Regions from separate parts of the Homo sapiens genome. Here region 2 is linked to region 1. The links are chromatin contacts, found by Hi-C or POLR2A ChIA-PET in ENCODE. All regions are on one chromosome and are shown on one strand. Each heading gives the region's core, a stretch centred on a gene start or an enhancer-like site at or near the end of the contact. The rest is flanking DNA. Distances are from core to core; before and after follow the strand shown.

Region 1 (2,898 bases), core at 102-2,601:
ATAGCCACCATTTAGGAAACTGCTGCTGTGAATAAGCTGCTGTGCTCACAGAAAAATACACTATGATAATCTCAGTTGCATCAATAAATATTCTATGTACCAGGCTCTATTCTAGATACTGAGGATACAGCCCTGAAAAGACCAACATGATTTAAACCCACGTGGAGCTTCTTGGGACCTACATTAACCACATAGTGGGGCAGAAGAGACGCTGCACACGTCTAGAGCTTATACCTTGAAAAACTTTGCAGCTTCCATTTTCACTCTTTTGGAACTCTGCCCCAAGACCACCACACCAGAAGAAACTCTGAAAGAAAACCCACAGAATGAGAGAGACTTAGCCACCTGGCTGTCCCGGCTGAGCCTTCAGCCACGTGCAGCTTCATGAGCAAACCCAGGTGAGACCAACAGAAGGGCCATGCAACCACCCAAAGACTCATAAGAAATAATAGGCCAGGCCCAGCGGCTGACGCCAGGAATCCCAGCACTTTTGGAGGCTGAGATGGGCAGATCCCTTGAGTCCAGGCCTGTAATCCCAGCACTTTGGCAGGTCGAGGCAGGCAGATCACTTGAGGTCAGGAGTTTAAGACCAGCCTGGCTAACAAGGTGAAAGCTCGTCTCTAATAAAAATACAAAAATTAGCCAGGCATGATGCTGCATGCCTGTTATCTCGGCTCCTTGGGAGGCTGAGGCAGGAAAGTCACTTGAACCTGGGAGGCGGAGGTTGCAGGGAGCTGAGATGGTGCCACTGCACTCCAGCCTGGGTGACAGAACAAGATGCCATCTCAGGGGTTGGGGGGAGATCCCTTGAATCCAGGAGTTGAAGACAGCCTGAGCAACATGGTGAAACCCCGCCTCTACAAAAAATTAGTCAGGCATGGTGGTACAGGCCTGTAGCCCCAGCTACTCGGGAGGCTAAGGTGGGAGGATCACTTGAGACTGGGAAGTGGAGGTTGCAGTGAGTTGAGATCACACCACTGCCCTCCAGCCTGGGTGACAGACACCCCATCTCAAAAAATAAATAAATAAATAGTGGACATTTATTGTATCAAACAAATTCCCAATACATCATTCAGTGTCCAACTTGGGGTGGGGGTGTGTTTTTTTGGGGGGAACCTAATTTATCTCAGATCATAGAGATTCAAACCAAGATCAGAAGAGCTGGTGGTTGGTTGTTGTTTCTGAAAACTCATAGCTAGACCCTCAAAAGTTAATAAATGCAACAGGATTTAAAACTCAGCTTTGTTTGTCTTGGTGTGTTACGAAAGAACACAAGAAAAAAATTGCATTTCACCACTCCTGTGGCTTAAGAAGAAAGCGACCAAACAAGTCAATTAACCTGTAAGTGAGGGCCCAGTCATGTGGTGGAGAGACTCTCCTGCCGCACACAATCACTTACAGAGGAGCGGAGTCAATAACAGCCAAAGATTTCACCTGATAATTGTCAAAATGTTTAAATACACCATTACAGTGTGCAAACAGGACTTTATCTTCAGCTCCAAGCACATCAAAACCACTGGTTTAATTCCAGCAGCTTATGCTTTCAAAGGAGTATTGAGTGAAGGCATACAGGGATGGGCTGAAATCCACACCTTCCCCCAGGCAGATCAACAAACCTTTTCGCTGGGCTGAGTCCAGCTTCTGAACTTTTGTACAAAATCTCTAACACCCACTGTCACAAAAAACTGAAGACCTGTCTTAGGACCAGGGATGGATCCAGGTTTTGTGGTACCTGAAGCTTAGACAATTTGGGGGAGCCTTCTTTAAAACAAATACAAAATTTAAGTACAAAATTAGGTATAAAAGTGAATGTTTAGGCCAGGTGTAGTGGCTCATGCCTATAATCCCAGAACTTTGGGAGGCCGAGGTGGAAAGACTGCTTGAGGCCAGGGGTTCGAGATTAGCCTGGGCAACATGTGAGACCCTGTCTCTACAAAAGATTTTTTAAAATTAGCCAGGTGTGGTGGCATGTGCCTATAGTCCTAGCTACTCGGGAGCTGAGGCAGGAGGATTGCTTGAGCCCAGAAGGTTGACACTGCAGGGAGCCGTGATTGCACCACTGCATTCCAGCTTGGGAGACAGAGCGAGTCCCTGTTTCCTGTTTCAAAAACATAAATAAAAAAGAAGAAGAAGAAAGAAAAGTAGAAGAAGAAGAAGGAAGAAGAAGGAGGAGGAGGAGAGGAAGAGGAGGAGGAGAAGGAAAAAGGTGAATATTTAAAGTGAGAACAGGGCCAGATGCAGTGGCTCACACCTGTCATCCCAGCACTTGGGGAGGCCGAAGCAGGCAGATAGCTTGAGCTCAGGAGTTCGAGACCAGCCTGGCCAACATGGTAAAACCCTGTCTCTACTAAAAATATACACACACAAAAAATTTAGCCAAGTGTGGCGGTGTGCACCTGTAGTCCCAGCTACTTATGGGGGGCTGCGGTGGGAGGATCACTTGAGCCCGGTAGGTTGAGGCTGCAGTGAGCCAAGATCATGCTACTGGACTCCAGCCTGAGTGACAAAGTGAGATCCTGTCTCAAAAAAATAAATAAAATAAAATGAGAAATCACAAAAAAGTCATGGGGCTGTGTTAGCCAGACTCCAAAATGCCCTCCAGTGATCCAATGATCCTTTGCCTCCTGGTGTGCCCACCTTGTGCAGTGCCCTCCTCTATTGCACCAGGGTGGTCTGTGTGACCCGTAAAATTAGGCAGAAGTGATGGTGCATCATGACAATACTGCTTCTGTCTTGGTTCTTTCTCTCTCTCTCTCTTTTTTTTTTTTTTTTTTTTTGAGATGGAGTCTCACTCTGTTGCCCAGACTGAAGTGCAGTGGCACCATCTTGGCTCACTGCAACCTCTACCTTCTAGGTTCAAGTGCTTCTCGTGCCTCAGCCTCCTGGGTAGCTGTGATT
Region 2 (2,898 bases), core at 202-2,701, 86 kb before region 1:
GTCCTCCCACCTCAGTTTCCTGAGGTGCTGGGACCAATAAATGCTGGTTTAAGATGTCAAGTTTGGAGATAATTTGTTACACAGCAACAGATAATGAATATGCTTGTAAAAAATAACTGAACCAGAAACTGATCAAGACTTGAAAGCTAACTACCATTTTAAAAATAGAGAGAGAGAGGACAGAGGACACACTGAAAAACCACCACAAAGACATACTTTGCAAAATCCAGACAATAAGAAACTCTACAGGAAGCCGGGCACGGTTACTTGTGCCTGTAATCCCAGCACTTTAGGAGGCCAAGACAGGACAATCACTTGAGGCCAGGAGTTCCAGACCAGCCTGAGTAACATAGCAAGAGCCCCTTTTCCACCAAAAAAAAAAAAAAATTTTAATGTAGCTGGCATGGTGGTGTGCACCTTTAATCCCAGCTACTTGGGAGGCTGAGGTGGGAGGATCGCTTGAGCCAACGAGTTTGAGACTACAATAAGCTATGATCACAGCATTGCACTCCAGCCTGGGTGACAGAATAAGTCTCTGTCCCTCCAACAACAACAACAACAAAAAAAAAAAAAAAAAAAAACTCTACAGGGCAAAAAATAATTTGATAAATTGGAAGGAAAAAAGAGATGAAGAGAAAACCTATATTAACAGAAACTTAGGTCGCATAAAAACCAAATTGCAATGTCTGCATCTTGTTTGAATCTGATTCCAACAAATTAAAAAATGAGGAGAACTAGAAAACTGAAGTGACTGTGTATTTGATGCTACTAAGAAATTAATGCAGGTTTTCTAGATGTAATAATGTAGAGTTTGCTTTTTATGAAAGACAGTTGTATCTTTTATAGATACTTAAGGAAATTATATAATGTCTAGTATTTGCTTCAAAACGGTATGAAGGAGTATTGCCTGGAATCCCAGTACTTTGGGAGGCCTTGCAAGGCAGGAGGGTAACTTGAGGGCAGGAGGGTAACTTGAGGCCAGGAGTTCGAGACCAGCCTGAGCAACAACATAGAAAGGCCCCATCTCTACAAAAAAATTTAAAAATTAAACGGGCACAGTGACACACACCTGTGGTCCCAACTACTCAGGAGACTGAGGTGGGAGGATCCTTTGAGCCTGAGGAGAGAGAGGGGAAGGGAGGAGAAAGGAGGGGAGGGGAGAGGGGAGGGGAGGGGGGAGGGGAGGGGAGGGGAGGGGAGGGGAGGGGAGGGGAGGGGAGGGGAGGGGAGGGGAGGGGGGAGGGGAGAGTGGGGAAAGGAGGGGGAGGGGGGACAGAGAGAACATTAGTGATGTAAAGGGGATTAATGCTTGTTTCCACCCTTTAGAAGTTAATCATGAATGCTACAAGTCACAAAAAGTGACCTCGGCAATGACTCACAAAGTACAACTGATTGAAAACGTGGCAAGAGTGACATTGAAGGAATTTAGGGACAGGGAGTTCCTCTTTTTTTTCACCCAAAGATTTTTCTTCTAAAACTGAGTACTTTCTCCATCTACTTGATACAATAGAAGCAAATACATGTAGAAAGCATGATCTACTTTTCTCTGGGGTAGTAGCTCCTGCACTCTCATATGGAGATTTAAAAAAATTAAGATACAATAGTTCATGTTCAAACAGTTTGCAGTTCCATTTGTAACAAACATTAATATGATTTTAAAGGTAAAGTAAATAATCTCACTAACTGAAAATATCTCCCAGGAATTCATTTACATCCTTCCCTAGATTACCCCAGCCCCAAACAATCATTTCTTCCTCTGAACTCCAAAAGCAATTATTTGTACAATTTATTTGGCAATTAATCCTTCACTGCCTTGTTAAACCTCTTGCATTATTCTCTGAAATGTTATTTAAATCTTCTCTAGTTATCTTTCATGTTTAGTTCTCATCTCCCCAAACAGACTATAAATTCCTTGAGAAGAAGAGATAAGACCTTATATTGTTTTGTATACACACAGACCCACAGAGTAGCTAGCACAGAGTAAATACAAAGATATTTGAATTTTTTTTTTTTTTTTGAGACAAGAGTTTCACTCTTGTTGCCCAGGCTGCAGTACAATCCTGCGGTCTCAGCTCACTGCAAACTCCACCTCCTAGGTTCAACCGATTCTCCTTCCTCAGCCTCTCAAGTAGCCGGATTACAGGCACCCACCACCATGCCCAGCTAATTTTTGTATTTTTAGTAGAGGGGGGTTTCACTATGTTAGCCAGGCTGGTCTCGAACTCCTGACCTCAGATGATCCACCCTCATCGGCCTCCCAAAGTGCTGGGATTACAAGTGTAAGCCACCGCGCCCCAGCCAAGATATTTGATTTTAAGGAAAAATAGGAAAAATCCATTTCAAAGAAAATGTTTAAAGCCATGCCAACTAAGTATCTCCAAGCCAAAGTTGACTATCTTCAAGCCAAAGTTGACATACAGGCCAATGTACTATTTTATTTCCTTGACTCCTAAGGCAATGTAGGGTGGTAAAAAGGGCATGGCCTCCGAAATCTGAGAGACCTCAATCTGGATCCTCTACTGGAGAGCTTATGTAATTAACCCATGAGCTTCAATTTCCTCCTCTCTCAAATGAAGATAGTAATATCCAACTCTAGAAGGTTTCATGATTGTTAAATGAGAGTTTATGTAAAACTAGTATCCCTTAAATATTTTGGGGTTTGTTCATATTTTTACATCTTTAAAATCAGAATATGTCATGTTATTGGCAGTATCCAATTATTTATTTGAAAGTTTTACATTTTCTTTCCCAGTAGTACATAAAATAGGCCGGGTGCGGTGGCTCACACCTGTAATCCCAACACTTTGGGGGGCCAAGGCAGGCGGATCACTTGAGGCCAGGAGTTTGAGACCTAGTAATACGTAAAATAATGTTGTGTTCTATAATTGATGGTATCTT

The links. Hi-C counts contacts between places; a loop is a spot of excess contacts on that map. ChIA-PET counts read pairs that join two places held with the same protein, here RNA polymerase II (POLR2A). Pooled maps may share reads with other maps.
Region 2: a pooled map shows a loop between it and region 1 (2.4-fold over the local background). The contact joins two enhancer-like sites. A Hi-C loop is called at or near these places in 1 of 168 maps with a recorded cell type or tissue (chondrocyte) and 6 of 50 pooled maps. POLR2A ChIA-PET finds 5 or more read pairs at or near these places in 9 of 52 experiments (AG04449, Caco-2, GM12878 and 5 more).

Annotation. Positions count from the first base shown.
Region 1 is chr20:47,453,909-47,456,806 of GRCh38, reverse strand. No RefSeq gene overlaps it. Among named protein-coding and RNA genes, the nearest start is that of LINC01754, 43 kb to the right of the region's middle. RefSeq lists an enhancer at 2,750-2,898. Within about 2 kb of position 1,351, at least 4 of the 41 ENCODE cell types and tissues checked have a DNase peak (open chromatin) inside an H3K27ac peak, as active enhancers do; they include OCI-LY7, where a contact is called at or near this core.
Region 2 is chr20:47,539,693-47,542,590 of GRCh38, reverse strand. The region is part of intron 1 of NCOA3 (nuclear receptor coactivator 3); the gene reads right to left. Among named protein-coding and RNA genes, the nearest start is that of NCOA3, 39 kb to the right of the region's middle. Within about 2 kb of position 1,451, at least 4 of the 41 ENCODE cell types and tissues checked have a DNase peak (open chromatin) inside an H3K27ac peak, as active enhancers do; they include OCI-LY7, where a contact is called at or near this core.